Linked DNA regions of Homo sapiens: region 2 is linked to region 1. A link is a loop called in an ENCODE intact Hi-C map of the cell type or tissue named here. Cell type or tissue: ascending aorta. All regions are shown on one strand.

The links. Peaks named below come from ENCODE experiments on the same cell type or tissue, not always from the same donor. Only the 100,000 strongest peaks of a DNase experiment are listed, where the experiment ranks them.
Region 2: a loop joins it to region 1, with 3.0 times the contacts of the local background. A loop is called at or near these places in 3 of 110 quality-filtered maps.

What each region holds. Positions count from the first base shown.
Region 1 is chr11:103,789,763-103,797,762 of GRCh38, forward strand. No RefSeq gene overlaps it. Among named protein-coding and RNA genes, the nearest start is that of MIR4693, 56 kb to the right of the region's middle. In ascending aorta, no CTCF peak of the experiment used is centred here; a DNase peak (open chromatin) is centred at 4,079; H3K27ac peaks cover 1,664 bases.
Region 2 is chr11:103,942,891-103,950,890 of GRCh38, forward strand. PDGFD (platelet derived growth factor D) reads right to left here. Exons shown (of 7, transcript NM_025208.5): 4 at 4,772-4,834; 5 at 562-760. Among named protein-coding and RNA genes, the nearest start is that of PDGFDDN, 40 kb to the left of the region's middle. In ascending aorta, no CTCF peak of the experiment used is centred here; a DNase peak (open chromatin) is centred at 4,811; H3K27ac peaks cover 2,552 bases.

The sequences.
Region 1 (8,000 bases):
TGTAAAGGCAACATTATAGACATAGTTTAAACACCATGGACAAAGAGAAAATTTAAGGAAATATATTTTTCTGTTTTTACTGTTTTATTTTCATGTTTGGAGAAGCAGACTATTATTCTCATTTTCTTTTGTTTCATGAAAAAAATGAAAAACCCAGCTTATATAATGTAGTTATCCCCTGCTTATACATACATATAAAAATAATTCTCTCATCAAGTGAATTTTGAACTCAGACTCTCCATTAATTGCTATTTTTCTTCTCAAATGGAAACTGGTCTATGACTTGAATGCTTTTTGATAAGTCCTTGAATTTATTTGTATTCAGAGATTCTGTTGCAGTCTGCTAAAAGCCATTTCTTGGCAGGCTTGGGTAATTGCAGATGAAAAGGCTCCAAGAATAATTTTTTCCCTACAGGAAAGTGAGAAGGGATACTGCTGACACTGGGTAGAAAGAGCCCAACCCAGGCAAATAAGAGAATAATTAAAGGCCCAAGAAACTATTTGACAATATCACATCTCATGCAAATTAGAGGAACCTAGGATTTTTTTTTTTTTAAAAACCCTCACTTCTACACACACACACACACACACACCAGTGCAAATTTGGAGCAGGAAAAAAAACTCAAGGCTGCACGTCACTCAGACATTAGCATCCCAAAGCCTGAGTACTGAGGCATCATTTTGTGCAAACTTCATTTGGGTGAATTGAGTGTCCGATGGGATTCGTTCACGGAGCCTGAACAATAAGTGGGAACTCGGGGAGGTGAGACAAAGAAAATGCTAAACACTTTCTACTTTCATTTTTTCTCACATGAAAGAACAACACACTCGTCTTTGATACAGGAAAGGAAAACAAAAAATTGTGCATTTGATGTACATTATAAAAAGATGTCTCCTTGTGTGGGTGGGGGAACACCAAAAGGGATAGTCCCAACACCACCATTGTGTCTTCTGTTATTCTTTACATTATATTTTGTGGCTATAAGGATACCATCCTCAGTGTCAAAAACAATGGTGAAATACTTCCAAACAATTTCTTCAAGACATCACCAAAAAGCTTCCTTTCTATATTCTACACAATCTCTTTTACAAAACATAAAAGGAAGGAACACTTCTCAATTCATTTTATGAAACTATCTTTACTCTGATAGCAAAACCAGATAAAAACACCAAAAAGAAGCCAGATAAAAATGAAAGAAAACCAGGGATGAATATTTTGCATGTATATGGATGTGTTGAAATCCTTGACAAAATATTAGCAAACAGAATTCAGCAATATACAAAAACAATTATATACCATGACCAAATGGGGTTGATTCCAAGGATGAAAGGCTGGTTCAACATTTGAAAAAATCAACCTATGTAATCCACTATATTAGCAGGCTAAAGAAAAAAACTCACATAATTATATAAATGGATTCAGAAAAACATTTCAACAAAATTCAACACCCATTTATGATAAAAACTCTTAGAAAAATAGAAATAAAGGAAAACTTACTCAGCTTGATAATGAGCAAATATAAAACTCCTCAGTTAACATTATACATAATGGTGCAAAACTGAATGCCTTCCTCCTAAGATCAGGAACAAAGCAAGGATGTAGCTCTTACCACTCTTATTCAACATAATGCTAGAAGTTCTAGCCAATGCAATAAGGCAAGACAAGGAAATTAAAGGCATGCAAATCAAAGGGGAAGAAATAAACTGCTTCTATTTGTAGATGATACTATCATCTATATAAAAAAATCTCAAAGAGTGTATTAAAAAAAACTCAAGAACTAGTTAGTGAATAAAGCAAGGTTGCACTATAGATCAATATACAGAATCAAATGTAATTCTATATACTAGAAATTAACACATGGACACCAAAATGTTAAAAAAGTAACATTTACAATTGTTCAAAAAATGAAATACTTTAGTGTGTATTTGGAGAAAACATGCACAGGACATTTACACTGAAAACTGGAAAGTACTGATGAAAAAAATTACAGAAGACCTATAAAGTAGGCAAACATACAATGCTGCTGGATTGAAAGACCCAACATAATAAAAATGTTGACTTTTCCTGACTTGGTTTACAGATTTAACATAGTTCCCCTCAAATTCCCTGCAAGACTTTTTATAGGTATAAACAAGATTATTTTAAAACTTATGCAAAAAACCAAAAGAGCTGGAATAGTTTAAAAAAAATGATTAAGAAGAAAGTGGGATGAATTAGTCTACCTGATTTTAAGACGTTTCTTATAGCTACAGTAATCAAAACTGCACGATATTGGCAGAAAGATAAACATAGATCAATGGATCAGAGCAAGGAATCCAGAAATAAACCTACTCAATCTTTCCAACTATTTTTTTGACAAAAGTGGTAAAGCAATTGACTGGAGGAAAGATAGCCTTATCAATAAATGGTACTTGAGCAATTAAACTTCCATAGGCAAAAAACAAAAACACACGCACACACAAAACAAACAAACAAACGAAAAACCCAACAAACCCTCAAACCTCAAAAAAACCACCTCAACTTAAGTGCATAAAAAAATTACTCAAAATTGAGCATGAAATTAACTGTAAAATATAAAACTATAAAATTTTTAGAAGAAAATATAGGAGAAAATCTTTGGAATCTAGGGCTAGTCAAATAATTAGACTTGACACCAAAAGCATGACCCATAAAAGAAAAAAATGAATAAATTATACTTTTATCAAAGTTAAAAACTCTTGCCCTGTGAGACACTGCTAAGAGTATAAGAAGGCAAGCTACAGAGAAATATTTGAAAACTTCGTATCCAACAAGGACTCACGTCTCAAATATAAGGAACTCTTTGAACTCAACCACTGAAGGAACAAACAATACAATTTGAAAACAGATGAAAGCAATGAAGAGACGCTTCACCAGAATGCATATACAGATGGCAAATAAGCACATGAAAAGATGTAGAATATCATTAGTCATCAGAGGGTTGAAACTAAAATAACAATGAGATATCAATTCACATCTATCAGGAGGGCTAACATAAAAAAAATTAAAAATCTAGTGACAACACTAAATGCTGGTGAGGATACAGAGACACTGGACCACTCATACATTGATAGTGTGGATGTCAAATGGCACAAGCACTCTGGAAGAGTTTGGCATTTCTTAACAAACGAAATCTGCAAATACCATATAACCCAACAAGTTCACTTCTGGGCATTTATCTCCAAGAAATGAAGAATTACGTTCACACAAAAACTTGTGCATGAATGTTTATAGAAGCATTACTCATAGTAGTCCCATACTGGAAACAACCTCACATGTCTTTCAGTGGGTAAATGGTTAAACAAAGTGTGGTATGTCCATATGATAGAATATTACTTAATAATAAAAAGCAGTGAATCATTGGTACACATAACAACCTCTAGAGAATTGTGTGGAGTGAAAAAAAAGTCAAACTCAAAAGGTTACATATTGTGTAATTCTGTTTATATAACAGTCTGGAAATGACAAAATTATAGATATGGAGAAGAGTTTAGTGGTTAGGGTTTAGGAGATAGTGAAAGTGGGGAGGAGGGAGTGGGTGTGGCTATGAAAAGGAAAAATGAGTCCAAAATGATGAAAATGCTCTGCACCTTGACCTTTTCAGGGTTGAAACCCTGGTTGTGCTATTGTACTCTACTTTTGCAATAAGTTACCACTGGGCAACACCAGGTCAAGAGCACATGGAATTTTTCCATATTACTGTATTACTTCTTACAATTGCATGTGAATCTACAATGATCTCAAAATAAAAGGTTTAATTTAAAAAGGTTTTCTTTTTTTTTTTTTTCTTTTTGACACAGAGTCTTGCTCTATCGCCCAGGCTAGAGTGCAGGGGCACGATCTCAGCTCACTGCAGCCTCCACCTCCAGGGTTCAAACGATTCTCCTGCCTCAGCCTCCCGAATAGCTGGGACTACAGGCGCCTGCCACCATGGCTGGCTAATTTTTGTATTTTTAGTAGAGATGGGGTTTCACTATGTTGGGAAGGCTGGTCTTGAACTCCTGACCTCAAGTAATTTGCCTTGGCTTCCCAAAGTGCTGGGATTACAGGAATGAGCCACTATGCCCAGCCAAAAAAAAAAAAAAAGTTTTCATCCTTATAATAACATAGATGTTGTTGGCAAGCCCTCTGTATGGCCCAATGATTACATAGTAAGTAGTCTACTACATTTTCTTCCCTCCAGCAAAAATAAACCCTGGGAATTTCAAGTGACTTTGAGATGTTTCTCCATTGTGTTTCCTACCCAACTATCCATTGTCTTAAATTTAAGGGGCCATGCCAGATATCATAAGATGAAATTGTCCAGGGTAGCGTTGTGATTATATTTGGACATAACTTTACCTAACACCGAGGAAAAAGCAACCAGTCATTTTATTTAGGAATCCTTTACCTCATTTTTTTTGGCTTTTTATTTTCAATGTTGTATTGTGATATAATTATCAGATATTCTGAAGAAATTATAAGTAATAATGATATAATATTTAAACTTAAGAAAAATTATTTGAGCCAGAAAAGAGGTTGTGTTTTTAGAGAAAAGGAGTACAGTGGTTGTTTTGCTGATAGTTGTGGTTTTGGAAAGATTGTGGGTTGTCCAGATGACAGTGCTAGAACAGTGTTCTTAAGTCGAGTGTGAGAACTGGAAATTCATTCTGGGTCATTCAAAGTCACTGGAGAATTGTTATCAGACATTTTAAAATTGCTTCCAGACTAATCACCATTGCCATCATTTTTATTATCACATACTTAGGGAAAATTTCACAATCTGCGTGGCTTTCACAGCAGTGCAAGAAATATTTACAAGGCCAAGTGATCCTATTCACATGAGAAATTGTTAAATGAATTGTCTTCATTGATGAAGTATCTGTTTAATCCATTAAAGGTACATAATCATAAATAGAAGATCATGTTAAAAGTGCCAGCAAGGCACCTCTACTACAACACAGGTTTTTTTTTTGTTAAAGCCTATAAGAAAGGTTCATGGCCAAGAGACTTTCATAGTTTGTATATAGAAAAGTATTTTTAAAGTTATAATAATTAACATGGTAATTAAATTTAAATTAATGAAAGGCAGATCAATTTCTAGGGGTAAGTAAAGCAACATCTTGTTGGTAGTTAAAGGAAATATATGATACACATATCTTATACAATGATGGTGAAAAGCAACATAAAGATCTGAATAACACTGAATATAGCCACGATTCTGCTCTGGTTTATGAAAGGATGTTAACCTTGAGACTTTTAGAATTGGAAAAAATAAAAAATACCCGGAAGAGCAGAGGACAAATAATAGGAATAAAAGTCTTTTTCTTGAGTTTCTTTAGTTTGTAAGATGTTCTTTATCATTTCTCACCTGGGTATTAAGTCTTATGTCAAGCTGAAGAGCTACTAGAAAGAAGAAAACGAAAAAAAAAAAACCAGCTTTTCAAAAGAGCAAGTTTATTGTGTACATCTGAACACTATTTTGTAGGTGTCAAATTACAACGACGATAGCATATGAAAGTAAACCTTCAGAAAATATGAACTTTTCCCAATCCTCAGAATTGAAGGAAAATTGATATGCTTTCACCTTGAGTACTGAAAACAAATTCCCATTCCCTCTTTTTCTGTCTCCCTCGCTCTCACGCACACACAGGTGCATACACACCACTGTGGATAATTCCTTCTCTTTTTAGCTTGCATTGTATCCTGTAGGCTACTGTTTCCTACTTGCTCATGATCAGAACACAGCTATAATTTTCACTTTACATTTTGCATTTACAGAGCATTTAATATATTTTAAAGCCTTCATAAGTGTATTTCCTTTAATGCCCATAATACATATCTTATAGGGCTGAAAATGTTGACCTAGTTCACAGTCAACAAAAGAGAAATAACTTGTGCCTCCCACAAGATGCAGGGTCCTCCAACAGATCATATAAGTGAAAGGAAAATCTGTACTTTGGGATTCATGTTTATGAGATGATTCTCAGATTTCTATTCGAAACCTCCTTCCTGGGCTCCCGGAGAGGCCCATCCTTAGAAATGTGTTCCATGTGTATGTTTCATTTGCACTTGACTCGTGTACCTAAACCTCAATGATTCTCTCTTCACCTCTGGTTTCCATGCTGTTTAATTTGTGGCACCTTTCTCCCTAGAATCCAGATAGAAACCTCAGATTCTTCTTGGTTCTTACTCTTCGTTCTTTTTCACATTTTATCCAATCAGTTGCCAAATCCTGCAGATGACATGTTTTCTTTACAAAACACCTTGACTTGATTTCCTCATTATCATTCCCACCACTCCCTCCTACCATCTAGGTGCTTGTTGCCTCTCCCAAAGGTTGCAGTAAGCAGTATCTTCAACATCTTTTCTCCTATTTCAGGACATCCACATGCTGCTGAACACTCTCCTAATCAATACCTTCAGCATCTCTCCATCAGTGACAGAGTTAAGCACATGGTCCTCATCCTCCTGATCAATACTCTAGCTTATCTTTTCTTCAGGCTGAACTATACGTACCCTAGCCATCTGTCAGACTGCAATCCTGGCTTTCCTAAAAACATACTCTCCTGTGTCTTTCTTGTCCTCTTTGCCCCTGCTCTGTGTGTGAATTAACCTGCCGAACTCCACTGCCCAACTTCTCCTGTGGAAATCGATTCCAGCCTCAGAAACCAGTTTTAAAGGCCAGGCCCTCCATGAAACCTCTGCCTATCCTCCACTGGACCCCTGCCACACTCTCTCAATTCCTCTCCAATTGTAAATTCCATCTTATTACACTTATTTGTGTGGATGTCTTCTCCTTCATTCTAGATTGCAAGCTTCTTATAAATTTGCCATTATATTTTCCCAGGCATCCAGGACTGAGAGTTCTATATAATGGAGATTGCATACTGATGTAATTAAAGTAAGTTGAATTAAAATAGAGGTAGCATTGAACATTTTATTTTTATTTTACTGAATGGAGTCACTTTTCTCTTTGCTTCCAAAAAGCGCTTCAGAAAGGGCTGCTTCACTGGTACTAATACACATCTTTTAGTTTCCACAGAAGATTATTATGTTTGAGTATATATAGAGAGTTGGGTGAAGCTGGGCTATCAGTTATGTCAACAAAGGGCAGGAAAACATTACAAATGTACATACCAGTTTCTATCATCAGCAGATATTCATTTGTTAACACTATTAATCCAAACATACTATGTAATGTAAACCATTAATTAGTTTTGAACTAGAACCAAATAGAAATAAAAGTAAAGCAATCATCAAATAGAAAATCTACAAATAGAAATAGAATTAAAGCAATCATCAAGGTATTTTTTCTGTTACTATGGCTAAAAGTTTAGTTTTTACCTATGGTAACAATTTGCTACTTTTAATGCTAGAGAGCAATTTTACAATAGTTTACATACCATTCATTTATTCATTCTTCTTATTATTTCAGATTTCTATATAATATTGGGCAGGGGAGGAGTTGGGCAGTAGAGTTTGGCAGGTAAACTCACCAACAGAGCAGGAGCAGAGAGGCAAGAAAGACACTTCAGAGTATATTAACTCTGTCATTGATGGAAATATTTATTGGGTAACTGGCTATAGGAGATGAAAAATGATCTCTATTTTTGCTTTCAAGTCTACTATAGCTTCATGGAAAGACATACTTCAAGGCCACAATAAGACATGTTAAATTCTCTGTGGATGCATAAGTACTCAAGGAACTGTGGTTTTATGGGAGAAGGAACATGTATGTTTCCCCAGGAAAGACAGAAAACCTTTCAGAAATGCTGAAACATTTGAGTGAAGAACTAAAAAATTTCTAGTCTACCACATGGGCAAGGGAGGTAACAGAATTCTGAGGAGAGGGAATGCATTTGAAAAGGCATAGGGTGGTGAGGTGCCATGTATACTTGGAAGTGATGGCCCTACATATCTGTTACCTGAGCGAGGAAGAAAGGCAGGACATGAATGTCAGCAGATAAACTGAGCCAGCTCGCAGAAAGCCTAGTACTCT
Region 2 (8,000 bases), 150 kb after region 1:
CCACTGTAAAATTGGGGCTAATAATGCCTTGCTTGCCAAAAAATAAGAAGCTGGTTCAGATAATTTTTATAAGATCTCATCCAGCTCCAAACTATGACCTATATATCTTTCACGGGACCAAACCCTTCTTAGTCTGATGCAAAAAAAACACAGTTTGGGCAAAATGCAGAACTTCATTTGAAAGTGCTGTGAAACATGACAATGGACTGATAGTAACCACCTGATCTAAGTGAGTTAAATATATTGTACTGCTAATCCTTACTCATTATTACAGGTTATGTCCCTAGTCCAAAAATCTAAACTCTGAAATGATCCAAAATCCAAAACTTTTTGAGCACCAACATGATTCTCAAAGGGAATGCTCACTGGAACATTTTGGAGTTCAGATTTTTGGATTAGGGATACTGAGCCAGCAAGTATAAATGTAAATGTTCCAAAATCCAAAAAGCATCCAAAATCCAAAAGACTTCTGGTTTCAAATACTTTGGATAAGGGATACTCAGCTTGTACTGTTAAGATTTCTATGTGCTTATGAAGAATGTACAAGTGTCTGTCTCTTACCTTTTGACTTCCGGTCATGGTATGACCTGCCTCGATACCGAGGGGTGTCCAGATACATATTCTCAAGATCTTCTTGCCATGACTCTGGATTGAAGTACTTGAGCAGATCTTCCACTGTATCAAATTCTGCAATTTTTTTGTCCAGAGCATCCGCAATCAGAGTGGGATCCGTTACTGATGGAGAGTTATAGGATACCCCCTAAGAGTGACATACAGCTCAGTGTACTCAGAATAAGTCCATTGCTGTGAAATACAACAGTCATTCAACTATACGGAAGGAACATAAACAGGCTTCTGAGTATAAGACATCATACGTTTGAATGCTATGTAAAAACAACATGGTATTGTCTTGCCATATTCTTGGATAAAAATCAATTAATTACTAAAAAGATAACATTCGCTTTTTTGTAAATCAAATCCAAGTAGATCAGAAAACTTCCAGTTTATCTTAAGTGTAATCATCTAAAAATATAGAACGAGATAGAAATATATAAAATTAAGTTATCCAGTTTCTTGGTTCATGGTCCCAAATCATCCACATAACAACAAATAATAGTGGGAATCAAAATTTCAAACTCCTTCCACATTAGTTTTGATAATTAATTCCACTCTCCCACTGTTAAGTTCCACATTCCCCCTTTACAGGTCACCTGGCATTGCAGATGATGTGTGAGCAATGTACGAATCTACTCTGGAGACATTTTCATAAAATTTAGCACTTTCACCAACTTATTTACTGTCAACAAAGATAATTAGCCATGAAATTGGCTCTCTTGACTTAAAAGGAGAGGATTCACATGGGGAACATATTTTTTTAAAGTGCTATAGTTTGCTAGTGATCCCAGTTGCCATTAAAACTTCTCAGGAAGACTCTTTAAATGAGAAACACAACATCATTGAAAGCCTGGAAAGGATTATGTATTTTGCCATGGAATACATGGCACATGAGGTTTCCAAGCACTTACTTCACTAACCCTTGTACAATCTAGAGGTAAATGAGCCATGATTCAAACATCTCTGTTAAAATTCATGACCCATTAACAAGGAAATAGAGAGCATACAGCCTCAAATGATTTTTAAATGTCTTTAAAGAAACTACCAAACAAATAAGATTCCCCAAAGGCAAATATCTCCTATCACTAAGGGAAAATAGGAATTAATGAAAACTTGCTTTCCTAAGATTTGACTGTAGTATCTAATCAAGAAAAATTATGTGCTATTGAGTCCCAGACAGCCAAGCCCACAATTTATAACCTTACTCTCAGGCAATGTTGTCTCTCTTTAACCAATCAAGGTCCAAAGGTTGCTAAGTGATTTGATGATCATCTGCTCTCAGAGTAACAGTCCCTCTTCACACAAGTAAGAGGCTTTAAAGCATTAATCTACCATTGGTATAACTCAGGAGCAGTTTTCAAATATTCCCTGTAGGGAAAAGGGAGTCAAGGGAGTTGGGTGAGAGGGTGAAATAGACCGATGAATGTGTCAGGCCAGCTCCATTTTTTTTTTCTTTTACAAGAAACCATACATCTAATTTTCAGTCATCCTTGTTAAAATAAGTTCTGAACAAACCTTTCCTGCCATGCTACATTCATTACCTTATGAGTCCACTCTGTATTCTGTTCAGGTGTATCCAGGTAATAATGATCATTTATCTGGAGGCACGGTCTTTGTCATACATTACGGAAGAATCCAGAGATTTAATCACAGTTCAAGCCATGTTAAAGATGTCCTCTACAGTCATATTGTTGATATTATATAGCTCTCATCTGGGTGCAGCCATATTTGTTCCTTCTGTTTCTGATAGGTTGTCCCTTTAATCTACGTGACTGTGTGTGGGTGTCTGTGTCTGTGTGTGTCTGCTTGATACGAGCTGAACCCTGACTGACACACATCATTTCTGTCTTTCACATCTCTCTTGAGGTCACATGCTAGAGGTGGAAGACTTATAATTCAGGACTATAATTCCAAATCGCCATTAACTTGTATTGTCGGATAATCTACAGTCTATCTGGCTAACATGCACCAGATGGTTTACAAGCAGCCTTGTGTCACAATAGTGTGGTTCTAAGAACCACAAAACTCAAAATGAGCTGACGAAATTAGAAGCATGGCAGCACATAAAAAATCTTTGAAATTAAAATGCTTCCCTCATTTTTGAAATAAAAACAGGGACACCGATCAAGTCATTCCCACGCCAGTGAAAGCTTCTTGTGACAGCTCTGGGGAAAGTGGCTGCATGGAGTTCTCCAGGGTGGCTCCCAGCAGTGCCTAGAATGTAGTGTGTACACAGACATCTCTCTCAGAGAAAGCTGTGGGGAACTCTCAGTCCCTTAGAAGGGAGGGGGAAATTTAATCTCTTCTAACATGAGGCTGAAGAGTCAATCCAAACCATAGGTAAAATGCAAACATGTCCCTATGTATGAGCTTTACTGCTGTTTTCAAGTTTTGATTTAGGGCAGTTGACAGAAACAACAACGACAGCTGAGGAAATATTTATGAATGATGAGGTGACCTAATAAGACTACAAGAACATTTTGGTTTCTGAGGTAAATATTTTAAAACTATTTTTGAGAAAAAGAACTAATTTAATGTGTCTCCTTCAGCTGAACAGTAAATATGATTTCATTCAGCTTTTGTCACGTATTTATAAAAATCAATTCTGAAGTTAACTGCATTAATTTAAAATGATAACAATTTGTAAAAAAGAAATGCTCTGGAAATGCAAAACCACTTTCAACAAAAACAAAGTATGGTTTAAACAGAAGTCAATGGTAGGTCCAATGACCCCTGCTCCTGCTCCAGAAAGTTCTTGAACAATGGAGTGCTGAGTAAAGAAACTAGCTTGGTCTTACAAGAGAGTTAAGCAGCACCTAGACTTGAAACTCAAACGAGAAGCTTTTGCAGTGGATTTGGACCCAGGGAACTTCCCCAGATACTCCAAAAGGATGAGACAATGCCTCTCTTTTAAAGGACCTGGGTTATTCTTAATTTGTTGAAGGTCCTTTAAGGCTTGTAATTCTGTGGTTGGAGCAAGAATCATTAGACAACCCTGAGCTATCATGTCGAAGGTGCCTGAGAAGCTGCAGCATCCCATGACCCTCAGTCAAGGTTGCAAAAACTGCTGGTGTCTGCCTTGAGTTATCAGCCTCTACTGTGACCCTCCTGCTTAGCCTGAGCACCTCTTCAGCATATCTGCCTTGTGTTGACTTTCATCTAATTGATAATGATTGCCTACACCAAGTTAGGTTCAGAGCATGTATTCTGGACTGTTGAAAGCACACAAAACACTTATTATCACTGTCAAAGATCTCTCCAATCTTTTGATCAGATGAGGTTCTAGTCCAGCATCCATACCAGGTGAATTAAATAGCCACATAATTCATAGTGGAGGGAATCCTGCCATATGAAAGAGTTTTTAAAAAATCCTCCAGAGAGCAAAAGATAACATACCAATTTTAGGAAAAAAAACAACAACTCTGACTCAGCCACACGGACCTACTCAGAACCATGGGCAAGCTTTCTCTATGTTCTTGACCTTTTAGTAAACAACTGCATTTATTATCTTGTATTTTATTGCTACATAAGTGCCACACATAGGATTGGTGAAAACAAGGTCTGTTCTTTCTGTGCAAAGTAGATAAGGAGACTGAATACTGAGAAATGACTAAGTTTAGAGAAAAACTGGAGCATGAACCATTTTACAGCTTCAGGGTGAGTTATGTTTTATATCCAAGTAAAATAGAATACATGCCTGATTTGCACTTATTATCTTACTGTAAACATTGGGATTTTTCAAGTCTGAAAAGACCCTTGAAAATGCAAAGGTTAACGTCTTCCCCAGGAATATTCGAAAGCTATTTTGAAATTCCCCACTTGAGTGTGGGCCATGAACTAGTTTGATATGTTTGATATGTTTGGACAGACCTTTAATTGGAATGCTCTGCTCTGAAAATGAAAAATATTTAAGTTATTACCTAGTGTGAGTTCCTACCATGCTATACTGGCAGTTCCTGGAAACATTTCTGACAGACAGGGAAAAGGGTTTCTGACATAATCCATTGTAACCTGAATGAAATGGAGAAACACATCCTGTTTGAGATCTAGCTTTTGATCAAGCCACAGGTCCTTAATGCAGGTGAAGTCCTTTTGGGGTTGACCTTAGCTGTTCCATCCGTTTCTTTTGCTGGCAACAGAGTAATAAATTACTTACTGAAATAGAGCTTGTGACAGATTCCCAGTTGGTCTCTGAAGCTGCTGCGGGTTGGAAATCTTCCTGGAAGGCAAAGAAACATCTGTGAGTCAGTCAAACCTCTGTTCAATTCATTATGTGCACAGTTTCAACATCTCAGCCTTCTGAATCTTTTTCCAACTAAGTGACAACAGACATAGGGCTATATTCCTGCTGAACAGGTCACCATTTGTCTTAAGCACATCTCCTCAAGAACCCTTCTCATTTAAGACATGGACATTTTCTTGTAAGTACTGGTGAAATGGAAAAGGCACAGGAAGGAATGCAAATTTTAACTTGGCCATCTACTGGCTGTGTGACCACAGACAACTGACAACCCCTCCAGTCCTTCCTTTCCTCAGCTAGTATGGAATCCTTACATTATAGGGCTGTTTTAAGAATTAAATGCATTAATTATGTAATTACCAATGGCACTGAATAAAGTGTTTGATAAAGAATAATAATAATTATCATTATTGACATATAGTTGGTTTAAACTAGGTTACGCATTATGTTCAATCTTGCCTGCTGACCTGGTCCAAAATATTGGTGATCTTTTCAACGATACACTAACTTCCAAGGGGTTGTTCCTGACTATATCAACAAATATAAGGAAGGATGGCAGGGGAAGAAAATGACTGGTAGTGACTAAGTACTGCCCATTTGGGGAAGGAAGGTCAAGGGCAGACTTGAAAACATTAGTTATCTCAGATAAGCCTTAGTGGATGTGTGATAGCAATAGATCACACAGAAAAAACTTCTCTTAAAAGGCAAACTTGTCTCCCATTTGTATGTGACCTCCATGTTAATTACTACAGCACCAGGAAGTTTAAAAAACATTAAGGGAAGGAAAACTAATTCTGTCATTTTTACAATCCACAGATGGCTTTCTGACCTTGCTAAAATAAATCACTTTAGCAAATATTTTCCAGCCTTACCGAGGAGTGGGAGGTGTTTTGAGAGGATGCTGAGAAATGTTCAGCCACTCTAGTCTGACAGCTTATTTATCCAAGTATACCTACTGAATGAGAGCTTAGTATCAGGTGTAAATTTCATTAACATTTTGAGGAGCTGGAAGTACATTTGTTAATTGGTTATGATGAGGCTGGTTTATATATAAATTTCCTGTGTTTAATAAAATTTCAGCTGATTACTGAGAGAGAACCGAGTCAAATGCGGGGTTCAAAAAATGAACAAATATTAGAAACTGACTAGATGATGGGTTGATAGGTGCAACAAACCACCATGTATCCCAGAACTTAAAGTAAAAAAAGAAAGAAAGAAAGAAACCGACTAGACATCATTATTTTAGTCACTTTTTTTTTTTTTTTTTTTTTTTTTGAGACCGAGTCTCACTCTGTCACCCAGGCTGGTGTGCAGTGGCGTGATCTTGGCTTACTGCAACCTCTGCCTCCCAGGTTCAAGCAATTCTCCTGCCTCAGCCTTCCTAGTAGCTGAGATTACAGGTGTGCACCACCACACCCAGCTAATTTTTGTATTTTTAGTAGAGATGGAGTTTCACCATGTTGGCCAGACTGGTCTTGAACTATTGACCTCAGGTGATCTACCCACCTCGGCCCCCCAAAGTGCTGGGATTACAGGCATGAGCCACTGGGCCCGGCCTCGTTATTCTAATCTTAATCCTAGGGAAGATAGAAAAGAAGCAGGAAATGTGGTATCTGCACTCTGCAAAACAGAATAGACACTAAAAGGACACTGAATTCCCACAGCGGGAAGATGTGTATAATCAAATGAAGGCTGGCATTTATATGAGTCTTCATAAGTCGGTGAGCACATAAGACTAGGCAAGAAGCCAGAGAGCCAGTGGCTTCTCCATTCCTTGATGAGACTATTGGTGGAGGACATATGCCAGGTATGGTAATGACAGGAGCAATCCTCACATTACAGAATTTTCATTTTCCCTTGTTCATTCAATATTTGTTAATCACCTGCTATTAATACTTTCTGAGCTGTGGGTAGGATCATGAGGAAATAAAAACTATCCCTACCCTCAAGGAATTCGAAACGTAAACACACAAATAAACACGTGCAGTAAACGCATGTGGGTGCTCTGATACCAGTCTACTCAGCATGCCATGGAAGGTAGTAATAGGTGGTTGTACCTGGGGAGAAAGTGGGCTTGAAAAAATTTCACATAGGAAGCTGATTTGTTAGTAGAGTCTTGGAAGATAAATAGTTGCTTCTTGCAGAAAACGCGGGTAGAAGACTCAAAGGGAAAGCAATGCTTAGACAAGGTGAGGAAAGTATACAGAAAAATAAACAACTTACTGGGGAAACTATGAGTCATGTTGGGCATAGTGCGTTTGAGAAGCCTACACTATGTACAGATGGAGATGTTCGGGGGGAAGTTTGCTACATGAGAATGGACCGCATGAGAGAGAATGGACCACATGTGACCTTGAGATATAGATTTGGGAAGTATCAACACAAAAATGCAATTCAACAAAGTAAAGGGTTATGTTGACCATGTGTTAAAATCAGAAGAGGGACAGTTTTAAAATCTTGGAACTGGAAATAGTTTTAGAATTATCTAGTCCAATCTCCTTATTTAAACAATAAGGAAACTGGCCAGGAGTGGTGGCTCACGCTTGTAATCCCAGCACTTTGGGAGGCCAAGGCAGGTGGATCACTTGAGGTCAGGAGTTCAAGACCAGCCTGGCCAACATGGTGAAAACTCATCTCTACTAATAATACAAAAAAAAAAAAAAAAAAAATTAGCCAGGTGTGGTGGCATGTACCTGTAATCCCAGTTACTCAGGAGGCTGAGGCAGGAGAATTTTTAAACCTGGGAGGCGGAGGTTGCAGTGGGCCAAGATTGCACCATTGCACTCCAGCCTTGGCAACAAGAGCGAAACTCTGTCTCAAAAGAAAAAATAAATAAATAAATAAATAAATAAGAAAATGAATGCTTAGAGAGATAGATGATGTGTTCTGTATCATGTACCCATTTTCTGGCAAAGCTAAGGCCACCAAAGCTCATTTCTAAGTAGAAACTGTGTGGTTGGTGACCTTCCACAGTGTTACAGCTGCCTTGGATAATGTGTGTATGGGGAGAAAAACGATGAAACAGTTTCCAAAAGGGGAATCAACAGAGCAGGAAACGCATATAGTTGAAGCTGAGTGCTGGTGGGTGGTTCTATGAGGACACCCTTTGAAGTAGCCTTAGTTATTTAGATTTCATATCTATCCT